Regions from separate parts of the Homo sapiens genome. Here region 1 is linked to region 2. Evidence: read pairs that join two places in POLR2A ChIA-PET (ENCODE). Cell type or tissue: Panc1. All regions are shown on one strand. Each heading gives the region's core, and the rest is flanking DNA. Links, peaks and the distances in the headings are about the cores only.

The links. Peaks named below come from ENCODE experiments on the same cell type or tissue, not always from the same donor. Only the 100,000 strongest peaks of a DNase experiment are listed, where the experiment ranks them.
Region 1: POLR2A ChIA-PET joins it to region 2 with 13 read pairs; 6 of 35 experiments call an interaction of 5 or more read pairs at or near these places.

Annotation. Positions count from the first base shown.
Region 1 is chr1:211,123,849-211,129,230 of GRCh38, forward strand. The region is part of intron 1 of KCNH1 (potassium voltage-gated channel subfamily H member 1); the gene reads right to left. Among named protein-coding and RNA genes, the nearest start is that of KCNH1-IT1, 6.8 kb to the right of the region's middle. In Panc1, for the core only: no CTCF peak of the experiment used is centred there; no DNase peak of the experiment used is centred there; H3K27me3 peaks cover 883 bases.
Region 2 is chr1:210,370,660-210,376,041 of GRCh38, forward strand. The region is part of intron 3 of HHAT (hedgehog acyltransferase); the gene reads left to right. It also overlaps the pseudogene RNU5A-8P. Among named protein-coding and RNA genes, the nearest start is that of HHAT, 44 kb to the left of the region's middle. RefSeq lists enhancers at 2,389-3,301, 3,302-4,213 and a silencer at 3,889-3,978. In Panc1, for the core only: CTCF peaks have their summits at 3,892 (motif pointing right) and 4,105; DNase peaks (open chromatin) are centred at 1,842, 3,142, 3,572 and 3,772; H3K27ac peaks cover 2,828 bases.

The sequences.
Region 1 (5,382 bases), core at 136-5,135, 750 kb after region 2:
GATACAAAAAGAGAAGAAGAAAACCAGGAAACCCGGAAATATGGTGTTACTAGGGACACGTGAGAGGTAGGGATTGGGAAGCTGGAGGGGAGGAGACATTTTAAATGAAGAGAAGATGAGGAAAGTGGCCACTCAATGAAGTCAGGCTGGAGCACTGTCCCGGAGTGTTCCAGCCAGGTGGGAAAGCATAAAGGAGAATTTCATCTGACAGGAGAGTGACTAGAATTTAGGAGCTCTTTTTCATTTAAAAAGTATCAGCTATCATTTCAAAATAGCAAATGCAGTATACACACTTATTTCCTCATTCTTGAATGATGAAAAAAGATGGAAATGGAACATGAAAGTATTTTATCGAGCTTGTAGGTAACCAACTCACTGAACTGAAAAGCAAGGGCAGGCACATACTGCCTGCTTCAGACAGAACACAGGTGTTTTTGTGTGTTGAAAGGAGTACCTAAGTGCACATCCCCTCACCAAATTCACCCCCATGACTGAATGGTCTGCACAAAATGTTAAGAAACCACTTTTGGCTCATGCCTATAATCCCAGCACTTTGGGAGGCCGAGGCGGGCAGATCACAAGATCAGGAGATTAAGACCATCCTGGCCAACACAGTGAAACCCCGTCTCTACTAAAATATGAAAAATTAGCTGGGCGTGGTGGCGGGTGCCTGTAGTCCCAGCTGCTCAGAAGGCTAAGCCAGGGAAATCGCAAGCCGAGATCGCGCCACTGCACTCCAGCCTGGCGACAGAGCAAGACTCGGTCAAAAGAAAGAAAGAAAGAGAGAGAGAGAGAGACCACTTTATCCAAAGAACAAGTAATTGGCTCTCTCAGCCAGGGTCTTGGCAGCAAAATATGACATACTCAATGGGTAATTTGAGGAATGTTTAATAAAGGAACTATTTACAAAGGTGTGGGAGAGGTATAGGCAGTAGTGTGTTAGCAAGCTAACTCTGGGAAGAAAAGAGTCCCGATTTATAACACTGGCCAATTTCTAAGGTGTAAATACCTTGCACCTTGGTATAAGCAGTTTTCAAGCTTCCAAAGTGAAGTTCCTGAACCAAGAATAAGGAACAGATGCACATAATCAGATCTTAAGAGGTAGAACCAGCCAATTGCAGCCTGCTCCAGCACACCACTTAGGAAAACCCCAAGACATTGTGCAGTACCCCAGGGTTAGTAACAGCTGGAAGCTTTAAGTCTCTAACCCTACCCAAACCCAAAGAGAGCAAGCTAGAGACATAACCTTTAATCAGGGGAAAACAGCTAGGCTAAGATGACCTCGCAGGAAAGAACAACAAGAATAAGGACTACAACCTCTCTCTTGCTTCCCATTTCGTGTGGTGTACCCCACAAGCTGAAGGCAGCCAAAAGCCAGAAAGCAAGGGAGCCTACAGGTGTACTCTATACAGGTCAGCCTCCCAGCCTCCAACAAGAGACAGGCTGGTAAGGAAGAGTGTGGTTCTAGGGAGGCAAACAGAAACTATTCAGTACCTTGGCCCACACAGAGGCTTAAAGCACAGCCTTAATGATGATGGCATAGAAGTCTAATATATGCAGTCCCCATAATGCTGAGAGGAAAAGAAAGCAAATAAAATAAAAACTTAAATATCAATTTAATGGAAATAAATATAGTCTTATCACTCAAATTAACTCCATTTTCTTTACATGGCCCTGAAGTTCTAGCCTAAAACACATTTTCCAACTTCACTCTTAATACAAATCAAAGTTAAGCCATAGATAATTATCAGTAAAATTTGCCAATACGGTATCAACTTTCAAATGCTGACTCCAGCACTCTGAGAATGCCAGTGGAGGATGTCTACATCGTTGCTTTAAGGGAAGAAAAAGGAGATGGAAGGCCGTTTCTCTTCTTTATAGAAGCACCTGATGTGATTGCAGAACATTTAAAAGGCTATGGGAAATGATGGTTTTTAGTCACTCTCAATTAATAATTACATTAATAATTATAGGATTGACTCAGTTAATTTCAGAACATCAGTTTCATGCAACATAGGACTGATCAAAAGAGTTGTCATTTTACTTTACATAATGAACAATCAGTATGAGTAAGCAAATTGACTATTGGCATAACTCTGTAATACCTAATCAGGAGAATTTTAAGTAGTTTTGTCATTAACAGGAGTGTTTCACTGTTAGAGCAGAAACTGTGAGAATCAAGGGAGATGCTGAAGTTGGCCAGACTGTGATCTGTTCAGCAAGACCACACTTGCAGCAGGGCGCAGTGGCTCACGCCTGTAATCCCAGCACTTTGGGTAGCTGAGGCAGGTGGATCACTTGAGCCCAGGAGTTCAAGACCCCTCTGGACAACATGGCAAAACCCCATCACTACAAAAAAATACAAAAATTAGCTGTGTATGGGGCCGGTGGTAGCTCACGCCTGTAATCCCAGCACTTTGGGAGGCCTGAGGCGGGCGGATCACAAGATCAGGAGATCAAGACCATCCTGGCTAACACAGTGAAGCCCTATCTCTACTAAAAATACAAAAAATTAGCCGGGCATGGTGGCGGGCTCCTGTAGTCCCAGCTACTCGGGAGGCTGAGGCAGGAGAATGGCCTGAACCCGGGAGGCGAAGCTTGCAGTGAGCCGAGATTGCGCCACTGCATTCCAGCCTGGGTGACAGAGCGAGACTCTGTCTCCAAAAAAAAAAAAAAATTAGCTGGGTGTGGTGGCACATGCCTGTAGTCCCAGCTACTCGGGAGGCTGAGGTGGGAGGATGGAAGGATTACTTGAGCCTGGGAGGCAGAAGCTGCAGTGAGCTGACATCGCACCACTCCAATCCAGCCTGGGTGACAGAGTGAGATCCTATAATATCTCAAAAAAAAAAAAAAAAAAAGACTGCACTTGCCTAGAGAACAGCCAGAGCATCAGGCAAATTCCAGTATCTAGGATGTGCTAAAAACTCACACCAATGGATGAGCAACCCAAGACAGCATGCCAAAGAAGACAGAGCAATGGGATATCCCAGAGGAATGTGGTTTGTTTAAAGAAACCTCAACTGCATCAGAACAAAATGTCACACATTCTGCAATCTTCTTTTAATTCACTTACGGGATCTGGTTATCCCACACCCAACCTCACAAAAAAAAATAGCTATAAAATCTAAGAATAATTTTGGGTGAGGTGTTTATAAAGGAAAAATATGTAGTAAGTGTTGAATCAGTATAACATCCCTTAAATCTTTGGAGAGGTTTACAAAGCATGTTGGCCTCCGTCATAGATTCCTCTGTTAGACCCAGCATCACAAAAGCTGTACTCATTTTGGTATTCCTACTTGTTAGCACAGTATTGGGCACATAGGAAGTCCATCGTGCTTATAAAACTGAACCGTAAGCTAGCCTTTGCTTTTTGTTTTAATTTTCCATTGAGTTTTGATTCCTCCACTAAATCTGTGCCTTTCCTTCAGTCATTTTGTTTTCATTTCAGTGAAACAAATATAAATCATTCACTTCCTAGTTCCTTCTCCCTTCCAGCTCTAATTCTTGCATAATCTCTGTCCCCAGGGTTTACTGCTTCTCAAATTAAGAAAATGAATATCCTAAACACACACACACCAAAAAAAAAAAAAAAAAAAATCCCACCACACTTGCATGTACCCTTTGCACATAATTCAAACTGTACAAGTCTTTCGCATCATTTACAATCGTGTGTGAGGGAGCTCCTCAGAGAGAATACTTCAACCCACAGTGGATACTGATGCCTCCCAAAGGGCAAGAGCAAGTTTTGTTTTCATTTAATTTTGGTCATGTGCTCCTATTAACATAACTCTCAATGACCCTGTTTTATTAGGTACTAGATTGTTTGGGCAACATCACTACTAAAGACAAAAGAAGAAAATACCAAATGCTGGCAAGGATGTGCTGCAGTGATAGAAACGCTCACACACGGCTGGTGGGAGTGTATATTAATATAAAACCTTTGGAAAACTGTTTGACAGCATCTACCACAGTTAAACATGTGCATCCTAGGTATACACCCAAGAGAAATGTGTGCCCACATGCTCCAAAAGACATACTAAAAATGTTTGTAGCAGCATTAATAGCACAAAACTGGAAACAATCCATCAGTGGCAGATCGGACACAATGTGTGGTACAGTCATACTATAAAGCACGATGCAGCAGTGAAAATGCATCAACAGGCCAGGCGTGGTGGCTCGTGCCTGTAATCTCAACACTTTGGAAGGCCAAGGCGGGCGGATCACAAGGTCAGGAGTTCAAGACCAGCCTGACCAACATGGTGAAACCCTGTATCTACTAAAAATACAAAAATTAGCCAGGCATGGTGGTGCACACCTGTAATCCCAGCTACTCAGGAGGCTGAGGCAGGAGAATTGCTTGAACCCGGGAGGCGGAGGTTGCAGTGAGCCGAGATCGCGCCACTGCACTCCAGCGACAAAGTGAGATTCTGTCTCAAAAAAAAAAAAAAAAAAGAAAGAGGTAAAGAAAATGAAGCAGTACATGCAACAACATAGAGGAATTGCCACCCGACAAAAGAATATATGCTATATGATCTCATGCATATAAAGCTCCAAAACAGATAAAAATAAACAGTAGTATTTATTAACTATAGTGGGTTTTTTTAGGAATGCAAAACAAACTGGTAAAATTATGAGGAAAAGCAAGAAAGTGATCACCATAAAATCAGGAGATGTCACCCTTTAGGAGGAGAGTGAGGGACTTAGGATCAGGAAGGCTTTGGGGGCTTCTAGAGGTCTGGCAAGACTCTATTTCTTGACACAGGTGGCGATGGCATACAGTATCACTTTATAGAAATATGTTAAGCTGTACAAAATTGTTTTGTGTGCTTTTCTATTTGTCGTACTGAACAATTAAAAAGGTTAAAAGGGGAGAAGAATACAATGCAAAACTTATCAAAAGTTTTTTAAAGGTTTGCAGCTGGAAAAAACAATGGGCTAAGTCAGTTTTGTTCCACGGAGCAGACTGCAAATAAGTGGTAGCTATAAGAAGACAGATTTTGGTAAGACCAAATGACAGCAACAAAGGGAGGAGGAAGAGGCAGAGAGAAGAGAAGAAGAGAAAAACAAGGAAAGGCGGCAAAAGAAACACAATTATACTTGCTTACAAATAGAATATTCCTCACGAGAAAGTGAGGGTCCCATCACTGAAGCTAGTCAAACACAGGCTGGAGAACCATCAGGAGGGAGGTTCTGGAGAGGATTCAGTGGAACAGTGGAAAATGAATTGTATAGCATGTCCCCCCAGAACTAAGATTCTGTGATTCTATTTCTCTTTCTCAACAGTTACAGGTGTGGCCACTTAGAGAAACAGAAAAAATAAAAAACAAGAAAAGTATGGTCCAAATATCCTAAGTGTATAAAGCAGATACTCTAGTAGATTTT
Region 2 (5,382 bases), core at 169-5,168:
GCTGGAGTGCAGTGACATGATCTTGGCTCACTGCAACCTCCGCCTCCCGGGTTCAAGCGATTCTCTTGCCTCAGCCTCCCGAGTAGCTGGGACTACAGGCATGTGCCACCATGCCCAGCTAAGTTTTTGTATTTGTAGTAGAGACGGGGTTTCACCGCATTAGTTAGGATGGTCTTGATCTCCTGACCTCGTGATCCACCAGCCTTGGCCTCCCAAAGTGCTGGGATTACAGGCATGAACCACCACACCTGGCTGCAGATCCTATTTTTACGTTAGGCAGAGAGCTACAATTCCTATTCCTGTTCTCACCAGGAAATCACTAACATCTTACATTTTTCCTACCTGTCCGCAAATTTACATGTCAGGAAGAAAATCTAGCATGGATGAGACTAGACAAAAGGTCATGTACTGATGGGTAAAGAGCCGGCATTCTTTGTGTTCACAAGAAGGAAGCAAACCTGACCTTCCATCACCAATCATGGGTTTCTTTTTTTTCTTATTTATTTTTTTGAGACAGAGTCTCACTCTATTGCCTGTGTTAGAGTGCAGTGGCACAACCATGGTTCACTGTAACCTCTGCCTCCCAAGTTCAAGCGATTCTCGTGCCTCAGCCTCCCAAGCAGGGCCTACAGGCATGTGCCATCATACTTGGCTAACTTTTTGTATTTTTAGTAGAGACAGGTTTTCAACATGCTGGCTAGGCTGGCCTCAAACTCCTGTCCTCAAGTGATCCACCTGCCTTGGCCTCCCAAAGTGCTGGGATTACAGGTGTGAGCCACCCTGCCTGGCCTAATCCATGGGTTTCTTGCCCCTGACATTTTGGAGACTCTTCAACCCACATTCTTTGGAGGGGCTGGCATGGAACACAGGAATCTGTCTCTGCTAAGCAAGCCTCTCTGGGAAGGGGAAAAACTGTATAAAATCCAGTTTTCTGGTAAGACAGGCTGAACATTCACGCACACAGCCAAATCACTTATTAATCTGCTCCCATCAGATGGAGGGAAGCAGAGAGATGACAGACATGCTGGAATAATCTTTGAGGGGCTGCGGCTTAATGAAAATGAGTTAAGGCCTAACCTCTGTAAACTCACCAGAGTTTACACACATGAAACAAAGCAAACGTTGCCAAGAGATCAATGTTCCTTTATAAGAAGTCCCCAACCCCAGTGGGCATATTCACCTCAATTCAGCAAACATTATCAAGAGTCTACTAATGTTTGAGGGAGTTCGATGCAAAGATGAAGACATTCCCACTGTTGAGAATGGTGAGAAATTTCTCAGTCACAAACCAGTCAGCTTACAAGTCAGTGCTTACTGCCTGCTTTCTGATCTGGGTTGTGATAATGCTGTGGGTTAAGGAATTAAGAGGCATTATTTCTCTACTCAACAAGTTTATACTCTATTTGAGAATTCCAGGAGGACACCCCTAGCTTTAATATGGCTGATGTGTGAAGTATTTAACAAGGGCCAGAGCTGTACACAGCCAGGACAATTGGCCCTGCTCGTGGGTCCTGCCTGAAAGCTGGCCCTGGCATGCCATTTAACAAAGTGTTTTCCATATGTATGATTGTCCCTAGTCGGTGTAGCCAAAAATTGCTGGGAGAGTTTCTAGCCTTGGAATGATCAGAGAAGACTCTCTGGAATAGGTGGATTGGAGCTGAGTCTTGAATAGAAGTACTATGTTTTGAACTGACCCAAGCCTATTTTGTTGTTTAACAAAAATAAAGTTCTTTGGTTTTACTCTTGGTAACTTCTGTCACTTGGAGATGGACAGGAGTTAAATGTCTTCTCTCCCACAACCTTGCCACCAAGTGGTATGTTAAACAGTGAAGGTGTCTAACTGAATTCTCCTACAAGTACAAACATTCATTAGGTAGGGAAGTACAAAACCATCATTGAACTTGTTCCTGAAAGCTTGTGAAGCCTCTATTGTCTGTCTTTAGGTACTCCAACAAGCATCTTGCACGGAAGTTCCTTCTGAGGCTGGTGCAATTCTATTCTGCTGGCTGAAGCAGTTACCCTTCTAGTCTGATTAGAGGATAGAGCCTTATTAAAGCAAAGGACACAGACCAAGAGAGTGTTAGACTTTCAGTGCTTTGGGTGCTGGGCTCAAGGGAGGTGTTTTTTTTTTTTTTTGTGATCCTTCTGGCTCAGCCTCCCAAAGTGTTGGGATTACAGGCGTGAGCCACTGTACCTGGCCTCAAGGGATTCTTACATACATGCTTCATTATTACAAGGGTATCAGAGCCTGAGAAAAATTTTAATCCATCACATATTGAGCACCATGCTTTTCATTACTAAAATATTTATTTCTAACATTCCTTATGCTAGTAAACTTTCAGGTGCAGCTTTAGGTACCATGTTGGAATTATTTGAATTGTAGTCATGTCTGGGAGTAGATTTCTGATTAGAATCCTTCAAATGCTAACTCACTCTTTGTGGACTCCTCATTTGGATACTTTCAATGTTAAGAACTGTCCTTAGAGGTGGATTAAAGTTAATTTACACACAAACATGGAAGTGCTGTAACATGATTCAGACTTATATAAGTGCCATAACAAGACTCAGAGAGAAAGGGGGACGGGATTATTCCAGCCTAGGGCAGGTTGAATAGTGGCGGGATCTGAAATTTGGGGGGAGGTATGGGGAAGTGGGAAGGAGGGAAAACATTTCCTTCTCTCAGTACATTTCCTAAAAGTGGTGCCTGTCAGCATTCTTAAAAAGGTTATTACCTTTTAAAATCATGACATGACAGTTGATAAGCCTTTGTTAAAAAGAAATTAAGCAGCAGCAGCAAGGTAAGAGCGAGATCACAGGGGCACGTGGGAGAAGATGTAAAGTGGGGTGTCTTTGTGTGGGGAACTGACTGATGCTACTTTCAGGGATGACAATAGCTGCCGAAAAGTTCGAGATGGATGAAGGTTTGTTATTCCATCATGATTTTGCTCCCAGGTTTAATGAAAGCAAAGCTCAGGTCAAATTCTATCTGGCATGTGTACGTTTATTAAACACTTACTAGGCAAGCAGTGGAAACCAGTTTACACCAAGCTGATCAGTGGAATTGATGGAGTCCTTTAAGGAGCTTGCATCACCACCTTGCATTGAATTTGTTACTAGGTAGATAGATAATAGAATGTTATCTAGAGAAGGATGGATTTGGGGCTTTTTTGCAGACAGGCAACCAGAAATTCTCCCAACTATGTGGCTGAGTTTAGGATCTTAAAGGCCATCACTTAAGGGGGAGTCTCCAAATTGTCTAAGCCAGTCTGTGTCTCCAATGTTAATGTTGCTAATTAGCAAGTCAGATGTCACCAGGGAAAGTTACACAGACTTTTATCATGCAAGTATTCAGACCTTTGACATGGAAAACAAGAGTTAACTGTCTTTGCAAGTTCTGTTACACAATGTTTAAACAAACAGTGACAATGAATCACTTAAGCCTAAAGTTGCACCATAATGTTTTCCTCTTTAAGTCTTTTTTTATAAAACATGATCTGCCTCCCCAGGGCAAGGCTTACAAAAAATTAGCTTATAACTGATTTGTTTCTCTCCACGGAAATCTTTAGTAAAAGGCGAAAGATTTATTCGATCTGAAGAGAAACCAGTGTAATGCTACAAATTAGTTCAACTCATTGTTGCAGTAACCGCAACTCCTAGTACGCCGATGGTGCCTACAGTTCGCACAAAAAGAATTACTGCCTACAGTTTGCACAAAAAGAATTCTTTAATCTTCCCATAGTTAGAAATGTTGAGTCAAAAGAAATATTCTTTTAAGCTTTAAATAATTTACTATGTGCAGGGTACTATGGGTATGCAAATGAGATGTTGAGTCATCACCTTGAGATTCCACACCTTGTTATTCACCGGGTGCCTTTGGTGCTACCACTAGGGGGCGAAGTAGAGGCCATGCTAGCTGAGTTCTAAATCCCATCCTGGGTTAACCATGGAAACTCGTTTTAGCCCTTTTTGTATAATGGGACTTGGAGTACGATTTGTTATCTTTAGCATCATCTTATTTTGAAACAATTACACATTTACAGGAAGTTGCAGCAGTAGTACAGAGAGGCCTTGTGTACCTCTACCGAGCTTCCCCAGTGGGGAATCTTTTTTTTTTTTTTTTTAATCCCTTACTTTTAATTTTAGATTCCAGGGGTACATGTGCAAGTTTATTACCTGGGTATATTGTGTGACGCTGAGGTTGAGGGTATGAATGATCTTGTCACCCAGGTACTGAGCACAGTACCCAGTAGTTAGTTTTTCAGGCCTTACCAGTCCTCCCTGCCACCCCCCAGCAGTTCCTGGTGTCTGTTGTTGCTAACAGGAGAACCTGATGGTTAGCTCCCCAGTGGGGAATCTTCCATAGTGAACTCAAACCCAGGAACTTGACATTAGTACAACCCACAGACTTTAATCAGATTTCACCTGTTTTGCAAGCACTTACTTGTGTATATGTATATAGTTATATGTGGTTTTATCACATGTGTAGATTCATGTAAACACCAACATGACAAAGATACAGAACCTTGAAGAGCTACTCTGTGCTGCCTCTTTGATGGCCATACTCACCCTCCTCCTCTTCATCTCTAATCCCTGAAAAACCACAATGCTTTTAAATATATATGTATGTGTGTATGTGTATATACACACACACATTTAGGATTCTTATATCTTATTGGTGAGAAGATATTTTTATCATTCTGCAATGACCCTTTTTGACCCTGGTGATTTTCTTTCTCTGAAGTCTACTTTATCTGCCATTGGTAGAGCCACTCCCACTTTCTTTTGATTCATGTATGTATGCCATATCCTTTTTCATCTTTTAACTTTCCACCTCCCCATTTCATTATATTTAAAGTGAATTCCTGTGGACAGTCCAGAGTTGGGTCTTTTTTCTAGCAATCCATTCTGCCAAGCTCTGTCTTTTAATTGCTGTATTTAATTTGATTGGGGTTTATTCAGCTTCTTGAATTTGTAGGTTTATGCTTTTTGCCAAATTTGGAGATCTTTTTTTTTTGCCATTATTTCTTTGAACGTATTTTTAACCTCATATTTTTTCTTCTTTCCTTCTGGAAAATTTAATGACACCAATGTCAGATCTTTTGTTCTTATATCAAGGGTCTCTGAGGCTGTATTTTTTCAGTCAGTTTTCTCTCTCTTGTTCAGATTGGGTGATTTTTATTGACCTATCCTTAGGTTCAATAATTAAAAAAAAAAAAAAATCTCACTCTGTCATCCAGGCTGGAGTGCAGTGGCACAATCTTGGCTCACTGCAATCTCTGCCTCCCGGGTTCAAATGATTCTTCTAACCCTCCCAAGAAGCTGGGATTACAGGCATGTGCCACCATGCACAGCTAATTTTTTTTTTTTTTTTTTTTTTGTATT